Regions from separate parts of the Homo sapiens genome. Here all the other regions are linked to region 1. The links are chromatin loops, found by intact Hi-C in ENCODE. Cell type or tissue: endothelial cell of umbilical vein. All regions are shown on one strand.

Region 1 (4,000 bases):
ACACAGTGGGCAGTGGTATCAGCTCTGGTCGCCTTCAACTCTGAGTTGGGAGCCATAGGCAATCCTAAAATATTGGTTGACACAAGTAAACAGTTTGTTTTTTCCTCCTGTGGTAGGCTGTATAATGGCCCTCAAAGATGTCCTTGTCCTAATTTTTGTAACCTAGGAATATGATTCCTTACATGGCAAAAGGGACTTTTCAGATGTGATTAAATTAAGGATCTTGAAATGGGAGGATTATCTTGGATTATCCTCATGTCCCTGCTGTATCCTGATTGTCCTGATGTTCTCACAAGGGTCCTTAAAACAAGGACGCAGCAGGAGCCAGAGAGGAGAAGAGGCATGATGGTGAAACCAGAGATTGCAGGGATGTACTTGGAAGATAAAGGGAGAGGCCACAAGCTGAGGCACAAATGTGGCCACTAGAAATCAAAAGAGCCAAGGAAAAGGATTCTTCCCTCAGAGGAAACAGAAGGAACAAGCTCTGCCAACACCTAGGTTTAACCCCAAGAAACTGATTTTGCACTTCTGACCTCTAGAACTGGAAGAGATAAATATATGTTGTTTTAAGCCACTAAGTTTGTGGTCATTTGTTACAGCAGCAGTAGGAAATGAAGACACCCACCTAACACAATATCCAGAAGTAGGTGGCAGGAGGAATGTGCAGCTGCTTGAGCAAGTCGTCCAGGATCGAGCTCTTCCAGATTCCTGTGGCACCATCCTCCACACGTGGCATTCTTCCTCCTGATTATAAGGTGGGTGCGATATCTCCAGGCGTCACGTCCACATGGCATGCTGAAAGGAGAAAAGGGCTAAGGCTTTTTCCTTGGAAGCCTCTCCACCCCCTCTTTTTTTTTACATTCAAGGAAAGATGCCATTTCTAGAGATATCTGCTTAGATAGCCTCTACTTGCAAAGAAGTCTGTGAAGGTGATATTTTTTTGATGGTGCATGTTACTTTCCTGACCAAACTGGGATTCAGTTGGTAAGGAAGAAGGTGATAAAGGACATTGGGAAGGCAGATATCCTAGTATCTGTGACCATCCTAGTGTCCGAATGCTCAGTAAATATCTGTTAGAGGACTAAATGAATTATGGAAGGAGGGAAAACTGGAGTCAAGTTGTAGATCTGTTAGCCCATGTGAGGAAGTGGGGGACCCTGAGCTAAGGCAGGGATATAGGGGTGGGTAGATTGGAAGGGATGTGAGAGTTAATTCAGATCCACGGGGCTTGGTGACTGAGTGGAGAATCAGTGATGACACCCACCTTTCTAAGTCAGGTAGCTTACTAGATGGGGGTGCAGTTTACCAGGAAATGGAATACTGGGTGGTTTTGGATCTTCTGAGTTCAAGGTGTCTGTGGTCCAGTCCTCTTAACCTCCCTCCCTTGCCTGCTTCTCAAGGCTGTTTGCTCAGGACCAGCAATTTCCCAGGGGCGATCTGTCTGTGTGCAGCTGCAGCCACAGGGTGACACTTCTTTTGTTTTCTCTTTTTATCCCTTTCCTGTCTGGGCTGAATCCAGCCATGTTGTAAACATTTTTACGGTCAAAGCATCTTGGCAGCATCCTTCAAGCTCCAGCCTGGTGCCTCCGCTCCGTGACTCACTGGCAAAGATCTTGCTGCATAGGATCAGTTTGTTTTTTTCAGGGGGGTTGGAGTGGGGCGGAAGGAAGAGCCTCCGGTTACGGTGCTCTTAATGACTTAGTCACAGCCTGGAGTTCTCTGCTTCAGACTGCTATTTTCCATCTGTACAACTGGCCATTCAGGTACCTACTTCTAAAATTATGACCAAGGCTGTTGTATCTCTGTCGATGTTGGACCCTATAGCTCTCCATATGGGGTCAGCCTTTAGAGCTAACTGTCTCAATCCCTTTTGTTCTTGGACGAGTGGTTTGAGTCTTCCCTTGGATGGCACAGACTGTGAGAGCTCATGGATGTCCATGGTCTTCCTGGATACCTGGCTAGACTGCATTCCTCAGCCTCCCCTGCAGTTAGGACTGGCTGTGTGACTGGATATTGAGTGCTAGTGGAAAGAAGGGTTCCACTTCCGGGCCGGCCCATGAAAGGCCCCTGTGTGGTCCTCCAGGAGAGATCCAGAAGTCTCTGCGGCCCTAGGTGAATTGTGGAGTAACAGATGGGAAAAGCTTGGGCCTCTGAATCACTGTACAAAAGGCTACCTGCTGGACACCTGGGAGCTAGCCAGAGCAGAGGCATTCCTTCCACTCCTCCTGGAACTCTGTATTTTTGGAATTATCTCAGGGACTATGGTCAATGCCGCCCAGATTAGTGTTTGGTGATAGAACTTATCTTAGGCTCTTTACATTTTTATATAATTTTTATCTTTGCTTGTGTTGTTTCTACCTTTACATTGAACACCCTTTGAAAGCAGGGATTATGTCACATAATTTTATTTATTCAGAACAACAAACAGTGTTGAGTAGACAGCAGGCACTGACAAAACTTGTACTTTAAGAATTAGAGGGCCAGATGTGGTGGCTCACACCTGTAATCCCAGCACTTTGTGTGGGTGGAGCACCTGAGGTCAGGCGTTCGATACCAGCCTAGCCAACATGGTGAAACCTCATCTCTACTAAAAATACAAAAATTATCTGGGCATGGTGGTGGGCACCTGTAATCCCAGCTACTCTGGAGGCTAAGGTGGGAGAATTGCTTGAACCTAGAAGGCAGAGGTTGCAGTGAGCCGAGATTGAGTCATTGCACTCCAGCCTGGCCAATGAGAGAAAATCCATTTCAAAAAAATAAAAGAAAAAAAGAATTAGATATGTTTAAGAATTACAACACCATTTCTGCTCAGTCCTAACACCATTAGGGAATATGTAAGCAGCAATAAAAATATAAAATACAGTCCAGTATCCCTCCCAGAGCACACAACAGTTTCTCACTGATTGTTCAGAGCTTTTGTAGCTTTCAGCGTACATATATTAGATGCTAATATGATTATCGTATGTATTGAGCACTAACAATTTTCCCAACACTATGCTGAAAACTTTATTAAATTATCTCTTCACACACCGGGGCCTTTCAGGGGGTGGGGGGCAAGGGGAGGGAGAGCATCAGGACAAATACCTAAGGCATGCGGGGCTTAAACCTAGATGATGGGTTGATATGTGCAGCAAACCACCATGACACATGTTTACCTTTGTAACAAACCTGCATGTTCTCCACATGTATCTCAGAACATAAAGTAAAAAAATTTTTAAAAATCTCCTTTAATACTCATAACAACTGTAGGTACTATTATTTTTCCCACTTTGGCATGAGAAAATCACTTCTAAGAGAGGTTGAGTAATATACTTCAAGCCACTGAAGTATAATAAGCATAAGATCTGGCATTCAAACAGAGCCTGATTCCAAAGACCCAGCATTATATAACAATTTCCTGCCCCATTCTTTCCCACACTCAATCTCTTGAGTGGTCCAGAGCCCTGTGGGATTTGCCATGCCTGCTTTGTCAGAGTAGGCATCTAGCCCTACCTGTATTCAATGCCCGGGGACCCCACCCCGCCTACTCAGAGCTGTAACTGACTCTTTAGATTTCGTGTGTCTGTGTATGCCAAGACAGATGTGAAACCTTCAGTTGGGCAGATTAGCATCTCAGACTCAAATCAGGCCCCACATCTCGCCTCAGACACGTCCAACTCCCAGGCTGCTCCCGGTGCTAAGGTGGGACCGGCAGGGAGCCAGACAGGAGCACAATGTTCTCTGCCCATCAGACATTGTCTGACACCTGCGTGGGATTACGGGGTGAGCCTCCAGGCTCCAAGGGACACTCCCTCAGCATGGAATGACAATGAATTCAGCGAATTGTTGGAACTTCAAGTAAGGAAGAGAAATCTAACAGGCATTTCTGAGACCTATGATGATCTGTGCTCTGAAGGGGATGCCAGTGGAGAAGTTAGCGCAAAGTCCCCAAAGTTAAAAAACACACAGGCTTCGACAGCTGCAAGGCCCCAGCTCACCCCAGCGCCTCCTCCGGATCCTT
Region 2 (4,000 bases), 87 kb before region 1:
CACGTAACAAATTACAGCAAACAGTGGCTTAAACACACATTTATTATTCACAGTTTTTGAAGTCAGGAATCTGAGCATGGTTTAGCTGGGTTCTCTGCTTGTGTCTCTCACAAGGCTGTAATCAACATGTCAGCCAGGGCTGAGGTCTCCTCTGAAGGTTTGACCATGCTTTCATACAAGGTGGTGCTGGATGGCTGAGCATATTTTCTATGCAGTTTTGTTTGATTTTTCTCAAAGACGGTCCCCCAATTGTATAAGCTTCAGCTCCCTCAACCCTCTAGAAGGGACCTGCCTCTGCTTCCCTCTCACTATTGATTCTGTGACTCAGGATCCTCTTTCTAAGTAGCTAAGTGCCTGTGAGCTCTCAGTAGGATGGAGATCATAATGCCTCTGCCTTCATGTTGCCCTTGGGATCCCTTTCAGCTCTTACAGCAGGGTCCACAGTAAGCAGGCCCAGAGCGACCGCCTAACCTAGGTGCCTCTCGGGAATGAGGCTATTATTCATTAACAAGCCTGGTTATTTTATGGGCCGATTAACTAGGGAGGCCATGGAAGGGAAATTCCAATATTGTGCAAGTTTACATCTCCCCCTCTTCATCTCTCTTTTCTCCCTGCTGTAGTTTGGGTTTCTGCCACTGTTTAAATTTAAGCCGATTTGCTATCCCAGCATCTGCAGTTTGATTATTTGACTATTGCCTGGCTCTTGGTGAAACCACTGGGGAGCCCACTAGCCAGAGATTAAATCTGGGCCATGATTACAATGATTTTATTTTAGCTGGGCCTCTGTTTATGGGCCCACTGGTGTTAGAGTACAATGTTATTGTAACGAGGTATTAGCCTCATAGAAATAGTCATGTGAAGCAAGTGGCTGAGGCACGCCAGACAAATGGAGTCGATTATTTGGCCAATACATCTTTGCTTGATCTTCCATTTGGTTGTGAAAGAGAGACTGTGTGGAGAAATTGCAGAGGAGGCTGGCCGTTATTGAACACTTACTGTGTGTCAGGCAAGACCGAGGCACTTATCAATGTTATGCATTTTATTTTGAAATGATCCAGCGAGGTGGGATTATTAGCACATTGATATTTACAGAGGAGGCACAGAGTAGTTAAGAAACTGCCCTTAGTCACACAACTAGCAAACGGAGGAGGTGTGTGCTAACCAGTCTGTTTGACTTCAAGGTTCTGTTTCTTTTACTGGATGATGTGGATGTACTTGGATGGGCACTCCCAGCTCCTATGGGTCTTTTTTTGTTTGCTTGTTTGTTTCTGATCTGGTAGTCTCAGTTTCAGAACTGCTCTCTGGTGGGTGCTGCCTGATGAGAGGAAGTCCTGAGAAGTAAGAATTCAGGTAAAGCCATTATAGGAAGAGTCACCAAGACTGTTTTTGCTATCCCAAGAGCAGGGTCTCATTCCAGCTCTGCCACGGGAGTTTGTGTTTTCTTCAGACAAGTCCCTGCCTCTCTGCCTCTCTGTTCACTGTTTCTTTCTCCAGCATTATCACCTACCACTTTCTATCTCGCTCATACTGCATTAGCTTCACAGGATGCAATTCGTTTATTTGGTAAGTGTTCTCAGGAAACACTGATAAGGGAGAGAGAACATGAGACAAAGGAGGGAAGTAAGTCAATATCGAGTGAGTTACTAAGTACAATCTCTTATGGGCAACTGCAGCTTAGTCCTGCTGGGGACTCCAGGGCCAGTGTAGAACACACACGTCAGAGTTATGCCACCTAAGGGCAGGTAGATCTTCTGTGACTTTGGAGAAAGCAGTCTAAAAGTGGCAAGTTTTGGCAATTGGAAAACTGGCTAATGTGCACAGAACTGCCCAGTGCCAAGAGGCTATGAGAATGTCACTGATGCTATTCTTATACAATGAGAAAAATAAATCACAATTTGTTTAAGCCACTGGAGTAGGGTTTTCTGTTGCTTGCAGTTAAAGGGATTCCTAAGACGAGCTCTCGTCTAAGGACACCTTACTTTCTTTCAGTCCTGTGGACATGCTGCCTGTTTTTTGCATTAGGCAGGGACCCCTTTCATACCCTTGCCTCTGTCTCGTGTTCTTTCTCCTCCTACAGCCCCTTTTCATCCTTTCAGTGTGGCTGCGTCTGATCAACCAGTCAAAAGTTGACTGCTCTTTGAACCCAGTCTATTCATTTTTTAATGATTAGATTCAAGAATCATACATTCACCCTGTTGAAAGATTCTAAATACTCCCAATTTCCATACTGACTATTGTGAAAGCAAATAAACCAGAGGCCATCAGCCCGGGGCTGTCCCTATGTTTTTGTAACAAACTGCAACCTAACTTAGTACTTGAACAAGCTAAAACCTATTTTAGGAGTATATTTTTGTAACAAATAGCTGAATTTCAGCCAATCACAGGCATCCAACTGACCAGACCATGCCCATGTAAGGCAAATGCCTTTCTGTAATGAATCAAGTTATTTCTGCACTTGACTTTTGTGTTCAGCCTATAAAAGCTCCCTCCCTACGCTGCAGAGCGCAGCTCTCAAAACCTCTTCTGGTTCTGAGTGTTGTCCCATTCATGACTTGTTCTTTGCTCAAATAAACATTGTTAAATTTATTTTTTCTAAAGTTTTCCACTTAACATTGGTAACAAACAGTTCATTCTCCCCAGGGACTACACTTTGAATAGTATTGCTTTGTACAATTCTGGCCATTTGTACCTATTGAATATGGTTCTGTTTAGCTATTGCTGCATTAAAAAAAATGAATCACAAAACTTTCTCGCTTCAAACAACAACTATTTTATTATCTCAGATAATGTATTTGGGTCATGAATTAGAAAAAGGCTCAGCTGGTCAATTCTGGTTTGGGATCTGTCATATGGTTGCACCCAGTGGCTGGAGTTGGACTAATGCAGGGCTGGGGAAGAGGGGGGCTGATTGGACATCTCTCTCTTTGTGTAGTCTCAGGGCTGTTCCATGTTGTCCCCCTGCATAGGCTAGCTTGGATTTCCTCCTAGAATGGCAATCTCAGGGAAGCTGACTGTTTACATGAGGGCTTAGATGTCAAGGGTGAGTATCCTAGTAGGCAAGATGGTATGTGAGTCGTCTTCTAGGAACTGGCCTAAGAAGTCATGGAGCATCACTTTGAATACTCTATTGGTTGAGATAGTCACAAAAGTGAACCCATATTCAAGGGAAGGGGAAATACATCCCTCTTCTTGATGGAGGTAGCAAGGTTCTAGAAGAACATGTGAGATGAGAGATATTATTGCAATCAACTTTGGAATATATGATCTGTCTCCTCCTATGGGGTGGTATACAGAAGGGTTGGGGATGGGGAGCAAAGAATGAAGGCAGAAAGCCTTTTAGAAAGCTGGTCTAGGTGAAAATGGAATGGGATATTATATAAGCAGTGGAAAAGAAGAGGAGAAGCTGGTTTGTATTATTTAGGAGGTAGAAATCACTAGGAAATGGTGACCAGAATGTGAAGAGTGAAGGAGAACATGGACACAGATATACCAAGGATCGTTGGTGTGGTGGTTTGGGTGGATGGTGGGTCATTCACTAAGTTAGAGAATGTAGGAGGAAGAGCAGGAAGCAGGAGTGTGGCTGTTGATGGATTTTGCCTTGGACATGCTGAGTTGGATTCATATTGTGTCATTCATTAAAACTCTTCCAAGTACAGGACTGAGTGACAGTGTGGAAATTGGAAAAGGCTATATCCAGTTCTTCAGAGTCTCTGCACAGGAGTGTGTCAGATGCTACAAGAAATTGGGAAAGAGACGGGCTGGGTTATAGGGTAGATTGATACATTTCAAGCAAGGAAGCTGGTCGAGGCAGCATAGTGCAGTGTTTGCAAAAGTTGCCTGATTGTCAGAATCACCAGGAGAGCTTGTTAAAAATAAAAATTCCCAGGCTCCACCCCAAACATACTGGATCAGAATCTTCATGGGAGAGGCCTGGGAATCCCTCTTTTTAATAAATGCCCCGGGTGAGTCTGATCAGGCAAGTTTGGCAAATGCTAAGGAA
Region 3 (4,000 bases), 160 kb before region 1:
AATCAGTAAGTTTGGCTCCATTTAATGAAGGAGAACCTTTACTGGATGTAATGCAAAAAGCAGAACTGTATGATGGAGGAAGGGGGTGGAGAGTCATGGCGAGAACATGCGCTTTTGAGTTGCACAAATCTGCCATCCAATCTTGCTGGGTATCTACCCAACAAAAATGCGTACAGATGTGCATCAAAAGACATGCACAAGGATATCCACAGTAATACTATTCATAACAACCCTCAACTGGAAACAGCCCAAATGTCTATCAACAGTAGAATGGATAAATAAACCACACGATACATTCACATAATGGAGTACTCTAGAGCAATGAGAATGAACAATCTTTGACGACATTGAGCAACGTAGATTATTCTCACAAACATGTTGAATTAATGACAAAAGAAGGTATACTACGTGATTCCATTTTTTTTTTTTGAGACAGAGTCTCGCTCTGTCACCAGGCTGGCTCACTGCAACCTCCTTCTCCTGGGTTCAAGCGATTCTTGTCCCTCAACCTCCTGAGTAGCTGGGATTACAGGTGCCCACTACCACGCCCAGCTAATTTTTTGTATATTTAGTAGAGACGGGGTTTCACCATGTTGACCAGGCTGGTCTCGGTCTCCTGACCTCATGATCCACCCGCCTCGGCCTCCCAAAGTGCTGGGATTACAGGCATGAGCCACCACGCCCGGCTATGACTCCAGTTTTTAGAACTTCAAAACTCATCTACGATTTTGGTTCATATTCCTCATATTCATGGTATTGGTGTATCTGTATCTTTGGGGAGATGATTAATGACAGAAAGAGGGCATGGCAGGGGTGCTTGCAGGGGGCTGGCAATATTGTTTCTTGATGTGAGTGCTGGTGCCCTATTTATTTATTTATTTTATTTTTTGTTTTAGAGATGAGGTCTCGCTATGTTGACCAGGTTGGTCTCAAACTCCCAGCCTCAAGCAATCCTCCCATCTCGGCCTTCCAAAGTGCTGAGATTTCAGGTGTGAGCCACCATCCCCGGCTTGGTTCCCTATTTATAAAGTAGGGATAATATGGATCCCTATCTCATAAGATTATTGTGAGGAATAAATGTTTTAATCCATGACATGTAGTAACTGTTCAATAAATATTAACTATTCTTATTACAAGCTTTCTAGGGAAGGAGAGATCCCTGTCTGGGAAGTCTCCTGGAAAAAATTGAGCCCCAGACAATTTCACAGGTCCAGGATCCTGGATGCTGTCCTGTGCCTTGCTCCTGTCTCTTGGATTGTTCTCGGCGATGTTTGGTTGCCTGTGTGACTCACCTGCAGCTCCTTGTGGGCTTTCAAGGTCTTGTGTTTTATTCATCGCCGTCTTCTTTCTCTCCTCCTAGTCCCTGGCCCTGCCAGCTGCTGGCGGTTCTGTTTCTGCTCTGTTCCCTTCCTCATGCTGACCCTTCTACCTGGCCTGCCTTTCCTTCCCCTCCAAACTGGGAAAAGTCTTCTTTCGGTATCCCCAGTGCCATCTGCATAGTAGGTGCTTTCTGCTGTGCTAAAAACCAGGCTGTACACCACCTGGCCATGGCCCCAGTGCTGTGGGCTGACTCAGGCTGAGCTAAGTTTCTATTCAGGGATTTAATTTTCCTGGTAGGCCTGGCATGTCAAGGGCCATAGTTTTCCTTACCATTCTGGAGCCACCGGGCCTCTGGGTAAAACTGTCTGGCCAAGAGACACAGGCTTTCATTTTTCAGAAAGGAAACCCTTCCCAACTGGTGGAAAATAAGCTTTTGCTTAGTGACTAATAACATAAACACAGACAAGATTTCTGGGCTTATAAATAACCAGTTGTAAAAGTGCCCAAGGGAAGCAGCCTTTTTTTGCTAGAAGAATGGCCAAGAGTATCCCTGTCACCTTGTAGATAGTGACCTTAAGCACGGGCAAAGGAGCGTTGGGCCAAGGGTGTGGAAGCTGCTCATTCTTCAGTATTAATTCCCAAGGCCTTGCTCTTATACATTATAAATCCTGGACTATTCTGGAAAAATAACACCCAATCTCTAAGGTCCTTTCCTGCTCGAAAATCCTGTGATTCTGTGGCAGCCACAACATGTTTTAAAGAGCGATGCCAGCAGGGAGAGGAAAGTCTTAGGGTTTTGTTTTGCTAGAGCTGCCTAAGTGGCTGATGAAGTAATTATGAGCACAGCTTCCATTCGTTGAGCACTGGCCGGGGCACCGTGCTGAGGGCGATAGACCTGTGAGGAAATTACTAGTCTCATTGGACTGATGAGGAGGCGGAGGGTCAGAGGGGTTGATATATATGAGTAGTAATGGAATGGCTGAGAGCTTGGGGGTAGCAGTCAGACTGCTGGGCCCAGTGCTGGCTATGCCTCGTACTCTTTGTAGTTATGGGAATTATTATTCACCTTGTCGCCCCAGGTGTTCTCATCTGTAAAATGGGGATCCTCATAGTACCGAATCCTTATGATGTAATTCATGCAGAATGATTATTAGCATGGTGCCTGCACATGGTAAGCCTACAGCAAATTTTGCTGTTATTAAGAAAGGCTTCAAGAAGCTTCATCTGTAACAGCTCTGGCCTCCTTGATGAAACACTGAGGCTTGAAATCTAGAAATCTTCTTTGCTCTCAATTAATTTAAGGTGACAGGGCCTTGACCGTGAGACTTGGGCTTCTTCCTATGGGGGACTGGGGGATGGTGTCCCAGAGCCAGGCCTGGCTGCTCGGACAGTTCTCTGACCAGATTGCTCACTGGCCCTGCCTGAGAGAATGAGGGGCCAGTTTTATCCCTCGGGTATCATCTCATTCATCCAGTGTTTCCCAAACTGGCTCCATATGAGTTCTTCTGGATGCCAATAGGAGGATTGAAATGGCCCAATCAACTGGCAGAACTCTGAGTTAAGGAAACCAGGCTCTCTGAGGACCATCAAGTATTAATGTTTGGCTTGGGTTTGACTGTGGAATTTTTTCTTCTTCAAGATAGCTTGCAGAATGAGTACTCCATGGAATATGCATTTGGAACTATTTCTTGACCCCTCCAAATGCAGTCAGCAGGGAGGCAAGTGTGAGGTCTGGCAACCAGAAAGGATGGGGGTAAGGGATGTCCTTGGAGGTGAGACAGGTGGACAGATCTGCGATATATTTTATTTTATTTTTGAGATGAAGTCTCACTCAGTTGCCCAGGCTGGGGTGCAGTGGTGTGATCTCGGCTCACTGCAACCTCCACCTCCTGGGTTCAAGCTATTGTCCTGCCTCAGCCTCCCCAGTAACTGGGGTTACAGGCACCTGCCACCACACCCGGCTAATTTTTTATATTTTTGGTGGAGATGGGGTTTCACCATGTTGGCCAGTCTGGTGACTTCTGGCCTCAAGTGATCCACCTGCTTCAGCCTCCCAAAGGGCTGGGATTACAGGCGTGAGCCACCGTACCTGGCCAGACTCGGGATATATTGTAGAGACAGGATCAGTAGGACTGATTGATGGAAGCTGCTTAGTAAAATATTTGGTGTATTGGACTGTATTGAACCGAATTGTGTTTGTGTCTCCTTGATACCAAATCAGCCAGTTGGAGAGGGAAGAATCCAGCCACTGAAACAGCCCTTCTGTCTGTGTGAGGCAAGTGGCTCACACCTCCCGACAGTCGCTGAAGGGCCAGAGGCTTTGGCTCCCTTAAAGACGTGCCAGACTCTTTGGGGTGTGAGTCTTCTTGTTTATTTACCTGTCAAAGTACTTTCCTTCTTCCTACATCCCTCCTTTTTAAAATTAGAAAACCCGCTGCCCTCTCCAGGGCCTATCACTCTTTCATTTTTGGGGCCTGGGCCATGCATCCCGAGGCAGTCGGGGTGTTTCCAGTTTCCAAGGTTTATTGTTAATGAAAAGTGCACAACAGGCTGAAATCCCTGGCAGGAGCCAAAGCTGCAGGGTACACCGAGGCCAGCAGACGCTGGAGCAGCCAATTTTATCTGGATGTTCTCTCCTCCTCCTCCTCCCTACCCTCCTCCTTCCCCCTTCATTTTATCA
Region 4 (4,000 bases), 200 kb after region 1:
CTACTTAAGGTGAAATAAACCATCAAAGTGACATATTAGGAAACTATGAGCAGCAAAGCCATGTTCATTCAAAACTGAAGGCAGGGAAGAAACGGATTTAAAATAAACAGTTCTGGCCCTTTGGGAAGAAATGACTGGAAATTCTATCCCACTGAGCCTTACTTCAAAACAATAATGGCCAATCGCATTTGCATTATTCTTCACAGTTAACAGAGGACGTTTACAAATGGGAGGACATCAAAAGACAGCTAATAATAATTTATATTTGACTCCTCCTGTTCTCAAGGCTCTTTGAAATTGGAAACTTCCATTCATCCTCTCCCAAATTTTGGAAGTTGGAGAAAGCAAGAATTTATTCAATCATTTATTCATCTATTCAACTCTTGTCTATTGGATGTCTACGGTGTGCCTGCCACTGTTCTAGGCCCTGTGATATAAAGCAGTGAAAAAAACAGATGAGGTTGTAGCTCTCACTGAGCTTCTATTCTAGTAGGAAAATAGACAATAAGCAAATTGAACAAATATAGACTATGTCAGATGGGATAAGGTGGGGATAAAAGTAGAAAACAAAAATAAAGCCAGGTAAAGGGTACAGAGAGTCATAGGGGAGTGGATACTGTTTTCTGTAGGGTGGTCCCGATGAAGTGGTGTTTGAGCAGAGACTTAAGGAACAAAGGGTCCAGATGAGAGGAAGGGCCCAGCCAGAAAGGAAGCAATGACTCTTGAGAACAAGGCATGGAAGGCCTTGTTGGACACTGCAAAGACGTTGGCTTTCAGCCTGAGCGAGTGGGAAGGCTTTACCCAGTTTTCAGCAGAGTAACATGATCTGACTTACATTTTGAAAGGGTTCCTCTTGCAGACACTGTGCACTATCCCTAGTAACCATTCCTTCCTTCCTTCATGATAGAAAACCCACAATTTTAGCTGGATGCATGGCATCACAGAATAAAGACTATATTTCCCAGCCTTCCCTGCAGGCAGGTATAGCCGTAACACTAAGTCTGGCCAATGGACCAGTGGAAGTGTGATGGGGTAATTCAAAAGTCATGCTTAAAAGATAGGTGGTTTTGACCTTTTCCTTCTTTACTTTGTTCTTCATCCTCTGCCTAGAATGCAGATGTGACGGTTGATAGACCAGCTGCTATATTGGACTATGAAGACAAGGGTCACCCCTCTGGATCGGACAGTGTGGAGTTAGAAGAAGCTCAGCTCCCTGAGGATTTTGTGGAGTACATCCATACCAGCCCATACAGGCTGACTGCAGACATTAATTTTATGTCATGCCCCTGGAAGCTGAGCCCAGTTCAAATGGCTGCTATCTTTCTATCTACTGTGTAGAGAATACTGGAGGGACAAGAGTGAAAATAGGGATAATCTCTATTTCATACATAGGAACCCTGAAGCCTGAAGAAGTTAAATGAAGTACATTAGGATTGTGGGTAAAAGTACTGGCTTTAAAGTTAGTAAACTTGTCTGTATTTAAATCCTGCCTCCAATACTTCCTAACCTTGTAACCTTGAGCAATTCCTTAGCCTGGGTAAGCCTGATTTCCTCATCTGTAGAATGGGATGATAACAGTGCCTATCTTAGACTATGATTGTGTGTATTAAATAAAATAAACCATGAAAAGACCTAACACAGCCTGATAGAATTGGCATTCCTCGCCTGCCAGTTCCCTGTCCCTCCTTCGCCGGACCCTTTCCCACCTCTTGCATCTGTCCAGGAAATGGTGATCCTTCCAAGGTGGGTGAACAGCGCAATCAGTTAAGAGAAATGCCTTTTGTTACGAAGAGAGGGCAAAAAGAGGGAGAGAAGGGAGAAAGAAGGAAGCCTTAGCACACGAATGGATATGATGGACTTTCAAGTACCCAGAGGTTTCAGCTCACAAGAGACAAATGTCAGTAGTGAGCCTGGAGTACTGAGAGATCTAAGAAAAGAAGGCCGGAAGTTCAGCCGTCAGCCTCCAAGCTGTTCCCTTGCCAATCCCCTTCTTTTTTCTCCCTTTCTCTATCACCTCTTCTCTTTCCTCTTCCAAAATAAAAGTAGGAAGCGTGAAAAGCTTGGTAAATCATCTGGTTTTCAGGCTGTTTTTCCTTGGAGTGGCTAAGACTGCTTTTTATTGGCTTGGCAGGATGTTTTGAGATTGTGTGGCGAGGACTCCTCTGTGTGTGTGCCCGTGTGTGTGTGCGCGCGCGTGTGAGTGTTTATCTGAGTACTGGGCTTTGGAATGCAAAGTAGCACATACGTGTTTCCTTTTTGGTAGCAGATTCTCTTCCTAATTATGTTTTGCTCAGGCTAATATTAAAACGAATTGGTTTCCTCTGACAACAATAAGTGTAATAATAACAGGAAATTGCCCAGAATCACACAATAACAAAAATAGAGCCAGAGAGGAAGCAACAAGACTCTTGAGAACATTTTGCTGATCTACTTTTCCATTCCATTTTGTCCATGTATTCCATCTCTTCATTGATTCAGAAAACTATGCTTATTACTGGTGAGATTAATGGGAAGCCTGAAAAAAATTCAACTTACTCTCTTTAATCAGAAATTTGTGAACCACTAAATATCAAAAATTAGAAAAAAAAGATGCATGTCAGCTTCTGTATAAAGATTGACCTGTATTCTACCCAATACCACTCTTTTGTAAGAAGGGTTAAGTCAAAATAACACTTCCATTAATTATCTTACATATCAAAGGTTCTGATAAATTCTGCAGTAAAACAACCTGGCTCAATGTGTCAAACCTAGCAAGGCCCAAATTTATTTGACCATGCAACTATCTTTTCCTTTTTTATTGACTACTTGTGAACTTTGAAATTAGGATTACAGAATACAAACCTTTCAACGTTTTCATTCTCAGGGAAATGCTCTACTTGTGTTCCGAATGCTGTCTCTGGGCATTTATTCTTAATATCATGCACATTAATTCTGCTATTTGGTTGCTTAAGCCTCTGTAAGGAGACTATTCTCTTAACAATAGCATATTCTATTCACCAACATAATTGATTCAAGCAGAAGTTTGGAAGATAAAATGCCTTTGCAAGCTGATTACCATCATCTTGACCTTACCTGATACATTCAGGAGGAGGAAAAGGGGTATCTCCATTCCAAAGCACTTTCTTCTTTGCCCTCCCTGCATGGGAAGTCTTTGGGGTCATTTCTACCAGTGGATGGAACCTCAGGCCAGTTTGCTTCCCACCACACACAGACCCTGTTTGTTAAGGAGAGAGATAAGCACCAGTAACAACCTCTGTACTTACTTAAATCTATGCGATGAAGGGTCCATAGTAATCCACCAGGGATTCACAGGGTGAATGGGTGGGTGAAGAATCTGGCTACAATAGCTATTTATAATTGATGCCAATAAAGCCCTTGAGTCTAGCCTGTGCGTGTATTAAATGAGATGACAGAAGACAAGGCCGTGGTCAGAGTTCAGGGAACCTGGTCTAAGTACACTCCAGGGGTCCAGGTTTGACCCGCAGACTTGGTACACACAGCAATCAACAATCAACCAGTTTGTCTGACTGATTAATGACAACTGCCAAAAGGGGTCACACACAAAGTACCAAAGCCCAGCTAAGCCCAAAAGGGGTCAGCTTGCTGGCCACAAAGCCTTTTTATTAAGTGAGACATCTGTTCAGATCTCTGTTGCCAATTAGGTCGTTATTAGATTCTGCTAACACATATTGATAGCTGATAGCGGGAGATGCCATTGAGAGGACACATTAGCACCTTCACCGCTAACTGTAAATCAGCCTGCTCTGTCTGCCTGAGAGCATCTGAATAAGCACCTCCCTCTGGCTTTCCCAGCTGGGGGTTCTCCCCTGTTCCTGGAATGAGGCACAGCCAGAGTGGCTGTCTAAACACCCAGCAACCAATCAGAGCATCCAGGGCAAAGGTATTGAGCTCCACAGAAACTTTTGTATAAAAACGTTCATTATTTTTATCTTTCTAAAGTAATACACACGTGGCAGAAAATTTAGAATATTGTAGGCAA
Region 5 (4,000 bases), 130 kb before region 1:
TCTCCTTGTATTAGCAAGCTAGGTCTGGCTGCGTGGAGCTGGCAAGTAGATTTCAGCAACTTGAGCTTGAGTTGACGATCAATTAATAGTGGCTGCCAGTTGTGCTGGCGTAAGTGGCCCACATCATGGGGAAGGAGTGCTGTGATTGACTAGTAATGGCTACCACGGGAAAGGGAAGGGGAAGCAGTAGCACTAATGCTATGTAGTTGTCATCTTTGATCTGGCTAGGCCCTGGGAATCGGGTTTAGTCATCCTGTGGGATCTATGTTAACTCTTTCATGCCACTGGTGAGGCATTTGTTAATTTGCTACTCAACTTTGAGGAAAGACAGGGCCTTGGTCAGAGAGAGAATGCTCTGAACTCTGCTAAGGACATAGAGTCAGCCCATGGTGATTTAGCTCCTTGCTGTTCACCTCCTCTTTCCTGATGTCTGCCTTGCTCTACAGCACAACCTCTTGAGGGTGGACAGGGAGAAAGATGATGGTGTCAGAGGTCAAAACTATTATATATGACAGGGCACAAGATGGTCTGTGATCTTTGCACAGATGAATGGAAGTTGATGCACACCAACAAGAGGCAACTTGTCACTTTCTTTCTCAATATTAACTGGAATGCTGCCTCTTGGGTTCTCACCTGCATGGATGCTTTGAGTTGGACGTGATACTGTCCATATTCTCCAGAGGATTACCTGGCTGAACCATTGGCTCTGTTCACCAGTGACAGATGGTTTCCCCATCCACTGAGTGTAGCATCCTCAGAGGTAGGCAAGTTTGCTTCTAGGGAGTTAGCATGTAGATGGGATATTGGGATGAGGAAAGGAAAATCAGGTAGATGGTGCTTTTTTTCCCCCAAATCTAAGTATTCTATGTCATGGTTTTAAACTTTGCCATGAACTCCTGGGCTTTGGGGGAAGAGAAAGTTCCATTCATTTAAATGAATAAGGTGTTGAAAGAGTGCAGGGGGTTGGGAGGAAGCATGTAAGAGAGGGAACATTTCCTTAGATGTTACCCAGATGGTTCTGGGGGAGACAGAAAAGAGGTGCGGCAGGACTCTTATCTTAAAAAGTAAACAAAACAAAACAAAACAAAACAAAAAACTAGATATGTAATTTCTAAACACCCAGATCACAATGACAAGATGCCACTCCAACCATGGGACACCTTCATGATACTAGGTTTGTACTTCCTGGTCTCTGGGATGACTTCAGATTCTGCTGGCCAAGGCAAATTGAACTCAGTTCAAGATGGCCACCACTGGTAGACGTGTAGATAGAAAAGAGGACTGGTCTTGGGAACATCTTTGGAAAAACCAACAAACAATAGTTCTAGGGAGATGAGAAAAAAATTCACCTTACAGTGCTAAGAAAGTGCATTAGAATGGAATTGCCCTTTCCTTAAGGAGACAGTTTGGGCTCTCCCCTTGCCACCGGCTCTGGTGTTTTGGCTTATGCGTTCCTTCAGGTTGAGCTGAGCAGTGTGTTATGGGAAGCTGCTCAATTTCCTTTCATTCAATTCCACCTCCTTCCTGAACTCTAATAGAGGTTAAAAGGGAAAAAAAAAATTCTGTAGATAGCAAATTGTGTGTGTGGGGGGGGGTGGGGGTGTGGGTGCATGGAGGACAACCTGCAACTCTGAGCTCCCTACTTCCTGCCTCATTTCATGCAGTCTTTTCTGAACAGCCTATGCTGCTGCCCTGCTGGCCCCTTGTGCACGGCAGCTGGCCGTGTCCGTAGCTGTCAGTATGACTTAGATCTAGCTCCTACCTACTGGTTGATGTGTTTTTTCCTTTTGCCAAGTGATTGAGTCTGTTTAGTAGTTTCCATCATTCTAGTCTTTAAGTAAAAATGACACTATTGAGGAAAGTCAGTCTACTCCCTTCTTCCTCCCCCCAAACACGTGTTCTCTTTTGTCAGGAAACTCAGCCAGTGGACTGTGGCAGAGAAAGTCCTCCACTCAGAGGCAGAGACTGAGTTAAGTCATAGGTGGCCTTAGGCATCTGCATTGTTTGCAGGGGTTAAGTTTTCCTTCCAGTGAGGGCTGGAGGGATGAATTAGCTGGTACCTGAAGCCCCGCTTAGCTCTGACACTCTGCCAACATCCTCTGATTCTAGGTGTGGTGTTGACTGTCCTTTCAAGGAAAAACTTGCAATAGAGGGAAAAGCCATTAAAGCAGCTCCCTGCTTCATCATTAAGTCCTGTCATCCCTACCAGCCAATCCCAGTCAAAGAAGTTATGCTTTATTCACTTCTGTGGAATTACAAGTGAGAGACACTTTTAGGACCTGATGGACAAAGCAGGAGATTCACTGTCAGCTTTCCTGGTCCTCTCCTTACTTCTGTGGGCCTTGCACCGTCTTAGTTTACACATCTGCCAAAGGGGTAGAATTACACTTCTTTTTACAGGTAAATGTCAAGGCACAATCAGTTTTCAGGAAGTGCTTCAAGACCCCAGGTGAAATGAAAATGCTAAGTACCCTCTGAATGGCCATGCCTGTTACCAGGTGCTGCTTCTTCAGATGATGGGGAGCACTTTTCAGGGTGAAATTCAGGCGAGTTTTGCCCAGGCCTGCTGTCTTGAGTACAAATGTGAATGATCGACTGACTGCTTGTTGCCAAACTGGAAATGTTCTGTAGGGATTTACTGGCATGGTATCATTCCTAGAAGAAAAAAAGAGAGAAACTTGACTGCACATTAAAAAAAAAAAAAAATCCACATTGTGACTTTTATTTAATTTCTATTTTTTTTGGTAATAAAAAGTTGACTTTTTTATTTGAATTTGTCTTTTTTATTTATTGGTCTGAAAGGCATTTCAAAGGTATTATAATAATATATTGGTGTAATTTAATTGGTGCAACATGCTTTATGGCTCCTGTCAAAATTGGTTTTCACTCATTTGATTGGTTTGAGCCCAGAACAGCCTACAGGGGAAAAACAAGCTGGATAACCACCCAAAGTGTTTGTATTTTCGTTGGAAACTGATTTTTGTTTCATTTTGGTTTTTGTTTCTGTTTTTATTTTTAAATTAAATAAATTGCAATGAACTGAACCAGAGACCTTGCTTCTTTATTTGGTGGTTTTTTCTTAGTCAAGTAAGTGACAGAATCAATATAAGTAACAGAGACCTACCCAAATGAGCTTAAGCACAAAAGGGAATTTATTCGAAGTTCTTAGAAGAGGAAATGCATCTTGCAGTGCCGCTGGAATTAAGAATTGGAGTGGTGGATTGAAGAGGACAGTATACCCTCTTTTCTGCTTCTCTTTGCATATCAGCTTTCTTCTCCTTTTATAGCCTGGCTTTCTTCTCTCTGATTGTGGAACCCACCTTGGCTTATCCCGTAGCTTCCAAATTTACATGTTCTCAGTCTTGGTTTCCAAAAGAGACTACTCACCAGGTTCCTTAGTTCTGAACTGGAGACGTCATCAAAGGCTAACACTCAGCCACGCTCTTTCTCCACATTTCAGTTTCCTGTGCCTGCCCTTTCCCTAGGCACTCCCCTCTATCCCAAGGGCAGGAAGTTGCTAATCTGATTGGGATTAATCAGAGTCCAAGATCAGTGGGTCACGATTTCCTAATGGGGAAGGCCACTCACGGCTCTGCCTAGAATGACAGTATCTTGAGTCCCATTTTGCCACTGTTTCTTGTGTAAATAGACCCTCCAGAAAGCTCTTGGAAGGAGAGGTGCATCATAGAGCAAGATTGAAGAGTTCCTGGATCCTGGCCATAATATCAGGTGACATCAAACCCTACCCTAGTATCAAACATTAGAGAGTGATGCTGTGCACAGAATAGTAGTGTTTTAGGATCCATGCCAGAAAAGTCTGACTTTCCAAAGAAATTACAACTTGCACCCCTTTTCTAGTTTACTGGAAGAACATCTGATGTAGCATTGTCACATTTAGCAAATAAAACTACAGAATGCCTAGTTACATTTGAACTTCACATATACTATGAATAATTTTTCAATATAAGTGTGTTCCAGACAATATTTGGGTCATGCTTAT
Region 6 (4,000 bases), 96 kb before region 1:
GTATTTATAATTTTAGATGTGCCCTGGGGGCAGTGAGGCAGAGGTGAGATTAATCCCTTTAAATCCTAACACAACCAAGTAAGGACAAAGGTATAATAGAACTGAGCCCTAAAAGAGGCACTGAAAGGGAGGGGCCCAGCTGCCAAGGGACTTGAGGATGCCACACCCAGCACACATTAGGACTGACCACCAAGAGAGATCTGAGGGAGGGAAAGTGGTAAAGTCTTTCAGAAACATAACCCATACAATGGCTCCAGAACCCTTGAGATCCAGATCAGATTGACTTGAAACCTCATTCCATCCCCTCAGCAGTTCGACTCTCTTCTCCAGGTTTCTTTTTTTTTGAGATGGCATCTCGCTCTGTCACCCATGCTGGAGTGCAGTGGTGCGATCCCAGCTCACTGCAACCTCCACCTCCAGGGTTCAAGTGATTCTCCTGCCTCAGCCTCCCAAGTATCTGGGACTACAGGTGCATGCCATCTGCCCAGCTAATTTTTGTGTTTTTTTAGTAGAGCTGGGATTTTACCATGTTGGCCAGGTTGGTCTCGAACTCGTGACCTCAGGTGATCCACCCGCCTTGGCCTCCCAAAGTGCTGGGATTATAGGCATGAGCAACTGCGCCTGACCTCTTCTCTAGATTTCTGAGTATTCTTGACATTCTCAGGGTCCTTTTCTGCTTGAGACTAACCTATCTGCACTACGTCAACCCAGACCTGACTTTCAGCCCCTTCTTTGATTTTGATGCATCCCCCTCCTATCCCCATGCCAAATATTTGAGAGGAAATATGGAATGATGGTGAACAGTGAGGACTCTGAAGTCACACTGCCTGGGCCTGTCACTTACTACTAGCTTTGGGACCTTGGGCAACTTACCAAACTGGTCTGTGCCTCAGTTTCCTCATCTGGGGAATTGGAATAATAATTGAGTTATTGTAAGAATTAGATGGATTAATTTGTGGAAAATCCTAGAACAGTTCCTAGCACATAATAGCCCTTTTAAAAGGGTTAGTCAGTATTTGTAGGTATATCGGATTTCATGAAAATTTGGAGTCGACAGAGAGAAATCAGACTGTGTACACTGCTGTAAACAATTCAAAATATGCAGTTAGCCATTCCTGGTGTTAAATGTCTGTTCAGCTTCCGGCAAGGAAAGTTCTGATTAGCCTCCTACTGTATATGGTACTGATCTCCCCTATGTCCCCCTTTTTTCTTCTCCCTTCTTTGGCTGGGCGTCTCCAGAGTGGGGGTCCCAGCTGGCTGGAGCAGGGTATGGGGTTTTATCATCCAAATCCCTGACTGCTATTTTACAATGAGTTTTTATCATTCCAGATTTACGACTTTTCATGCGTTTATGCCAGTGGCATTTCAGGCTAAAATAGCTGTTGTTATCTATTTCAGAGGAAGTGGGAGATGGGAGCTTGCATACGTCGTCTGTGAGTAATCGACTGCGGCTTTGAGTCAGTAATTCCTGCTCCCCTTTCTGCAGGGTCTAGGCTGGGGGCTGTAGTGCAGCTGATCTGAGGTTTATTCTGGGGTGTTGCCTAAGCCCAGTGTAAGCACCACTCCTCTTAGCAAAAAATAAAAGGACCTGGAGTGGTGAACATGGGAGGAACTGGCACTGGTCTTAGAGCAGAAAAGACACAGGTCTCATGCTAGCTCTGCTACTTACCAGCCCTGTGATCTTGGGCCGTTTACTTCACTTCTCTGGGTTTCAGTTTCCTGACATGCAAAACGCTATAGCAACCTTACAAGGCTTTTACTACACTGTAGTTCAGTAGAATAGTGTATTTAAAAGGCAATAGTGCATTTTAAAAACCTGGTATACAGTGGGTGCTCAATAAGCAGTAGTTTTAACTTACTTTATTCATTGCTCATACAATGTTTATGAGGTAGGTGTTCTTGCCTTATTTTGATAGGCAAATTGCTGCAGGTTAGGAAGCTAATAAACACTTGAGCCGGGCTGGCAGCTGAACAGTCTAATTCCAAATGTTATGGTTTTGCCTTTTATATATCACACAAAGAAATCCATGAATACATTCTCTTTGTCAAAACTCAACAATTCATAAGCATATAGAGTGAAAAGTTAAATTCATCCCTCATCTATTGACTCCATTCTCCTCCTTAAATATAATCACCATTAACAGTTCATTATGAGTATAGTTCATTTTCTATGAAGCTTCATAATTTTTAAACACTTTTAAAAAAGGAATGGGATCTATATCTATCATCTCTCTCTCTCTCTTTCTCTCTTTCTCTGTTTGTCTACATATCTATCTATCTACCTATCTAATCTATCTATCTACCTATCTATTTAACCAGTTTTGTGACTCATTTTTGACATGTAGCTCTATGTCGTGGAGACTTTTTCATACCAGTACATGTAACTTTGCATCATTCTTTGTAACCACTATTTAAGAGTCTGTAAAATGATTGTATGATAAATTATGTAATCAAGTTTAATTATTATAATCAGGTGTTAATGTAATCAGGTATTAATGATTTATCTATTGAAAAATGTTTGGATTGTGTACAGTGTTTTACTTTTTAACTTCACTTGCTGGTTTTAATTTGACAGGACTTGATTCTGATGTAGTTCACATCTGTCAATCTTTCTTGTTACAGCTACTGCATTTTGTGTCTTGCTTAGGAAGGTCTTCTCCCTGTCTCAAGGTTGTAAAAACATTCTCCTATGCTTTCTTCTAGAATGCTAAAAATCACACCGTAATGCTAGAAGTGAAACCCAAAACATACTTTGTCACTTAAAGTGTGGGGTCAGTGTTATCGAGCTGTTGAAGATGAGAACTAATTGCCAGCCACTGGTCATGTTGTGTCTGAATTCATTTGTTATGGAGCATACTTCGTAGTTTTGGTTTCTATGTTGAACTCTAGTGCATCTGGGATTTATTGTTTTGAATGGTGTGGAGTAGGATCTAATTTTATTTTTTCTTTTGTAAGAGGGCAGTCTTGTCAATACCATGTATTGGATAGTCTTTCCTTTCTCTTCTAATTTAAATGGTCACCATTATTATTATTATGGGTCTATTTCTGAAATCTCCTCTTCCATTTATATATATATCCATTTTGATATATGTATATATATAGGCTTAGTTATATTAATCATTTATTCTGTTCCATTGTTCTATACAGAAGCCAATACTATATTGGCAAAAAGTAAGTGTTCAAATAATGCTAAATATTTTTGACTGAATTAATGTAGTGAATTAAATAGATGCCTTACTTCATGATTCTCGTATTTCTTTGATTATGCTCCTAAATCTGATCTGTTAATATTTATTTGGAATTTTCATTAGTTTGGTGAAGATGGACTATGGTTTCTGAAATCTTACCTGCGAATATTTATTTGGAATTTTGCATTAGTTTGATAAAGATGGACTATAGTTTTCTAAATCTGACCTGTTAATATTTATTTGGAGTTCTGCATTAGTTTGGTGAAGATGGACTATGGTTTTCTAAATCTGACCTGTCAATATTTATTTTGAATTTTGCATTAGTTTGGTGAAGATGGACTACGGTTTTCTAAATCTTATCTGTTAATATTTATTTGGAATTTTGCATTAGTTTGGTAAAGATGGACTGTAGTTTTCTAAATGTAACCTGTCAATATTTATTTGGAATTTTGCATTGGTTTGGTGAAGTTGGACTATAGTTTTCTAATCTGACCTGTCAATATTTATTTGGAGTTTTGCATTGGTTTGGTAACAGTGAACTATTTTGCATTGGTTTGGTGAAGCTGGACTATGGTTTTTTTATTTGCGTGCTCTCCTTGTCTGGCTTTGGTATCAGTGAACGAGTCCCATAGTCTTTCACCAGATCACAACTCCTGTTTATTGAATTTCTACATATGTTAGTGACAGATTTTATTTCGGCTGTTGTGACAGTACTATAGCTCTGGAGCATCCGTGAGAGAATATAACTAAAGAAAAATTCAGATCTTGATCTTGGATGAGATTGCTGGAATCTGGGGGGTGTTGCAGACTGG

Evidence for each region. Peaks named below come from ENCODE experiments on the same cell type or tissue, not always from the same donor. Only the 100,000 strongest peaks of a DNase experiment are listed, where the experiment ranks them.
Region 2: it touches region 1 in a loop (4-fold over the local background); 3 of 110 quality-filtered maps call a loop at or near these places.
Region 3: it touches region 1 in a loop (3-fold over the local background); 5 of 110 quality-filtered maps call a loop at or near these places.
Region 4: a loop joins it to region 1, with 7 times the contacts of the local background. A loop is called at or near these places in 3 of 110 quality-filtered maps.
Region 5: it touches region 1 in a loop (3-fold over the local background); 3 of 110 quality-filtered maps call a loop at or near these places.
Region 6: it touches region 1 in a loop (5-fold over the local background); 4 of 110 quality-filtered maps call a loop at or near these places.

What each region holds. Positions count from the first base shown.
Region 1 is chr12:105,932,044-105,936,043 of GRCh38, reverse strand. No RefSeq gene overlaps it. Among named protein-coding and RNA genes, the nearest start is that of NUAK1, 200 kb to the left of the region's middle. RefSeq lists an enhancer at 100-1,299. In endothelial cell of umbilical vein, no CTCF peak of the experiment used is centred here; a DNase peak (open chromatin) is centred at 1,553; H3K27ac peaks cover 2,465 bases.
Region 2 is chr12:106,019,332-106,023,331 of GRCh38, reverse strand. No RefSeq gene overlaps it. Among named protein-coding and RNA genes, the nearest start is that of NUAK1, 120 kb to the left of the region's middle. In endothelial cell of umbilical vein, no CTCF peak of the experiment used is centred here; a DNase peak (open chromatin) is centred at 1,581; H3K27ac peaks cover 1,403 bases.
Region 3 is chr12:106,088,925-106,092,924 of GRCh38, reverse strand. The region is part of intron 2 of NUAK1 (NUAK family kinase 1); the gene reads left to right. Among named protein-coding and RNA genes, the nearest start is that of NUAK1, 48 kb to the left of the region's middle. In endothelial cell of umbilical vein, no CTCF peak of the experiment used is centred here; a DNase peak (open chromatin) is centred at 1,714; H3K27ac peaks cover 1,646 bases.
Region 4 is chr12:105,736,470-105,740,469 of GRCh38, reverse strand. It overlaps CASC18 (cancer susceptibility 18), which reads right to left. Exons shown (of 5, transcript NR_110109.1): 4 at 3,073-3,214. It also overlaps a transcript of LOC107984435 not described here. Among named protein-coding and RNA genes, the nearest start is that of CASC18, 34 kb to the right of the region's middle. RefSeq lists an enhancer at 1-492. In endothelial cell of umbilical vein, no CTCF peak of the experiment used is centred here; a DNase peak (open chromatin) is centred at 2,259; H3K27ac peaks cover 1,188 bases; H3K27me3 peaks cover 1,138 bases.
Region 5 is chr12:106,062,389-106,066,388 of GRCh38, reverse strand. NUAK1 (NUAK family kinase 1) reads left to right here. Exons shown (of 7, transcript NM_014840.3): 7 at 1-3,044. Among named protein-coding and RNA genes, the nearest start is that of NUAK1, 75 kb to the left of the region's middle. In endothelial cell of umbilical vein, no CTCF peak of the experiment used is centred here; DNase peaks (open chromatin) are centred at 58, 1,668 and 1,748; H3K27ac peaks cover 2,274 bases.
Region 6 is chr12:106,028,089-106,032,088 of GRCh38, reverse strand. No RefSeq gene overlaps it. Among named protein-coding and RNA genes, the nearest start is that of NUAK1, 110 kb to the left of the region's middle. In endothelial cell of umbilical vein, no CTCF peak of the experiment used is centred here; a DNase peak (open chromatin) is centred at 1,518; H3K27ac peaks cover 1,525 bases.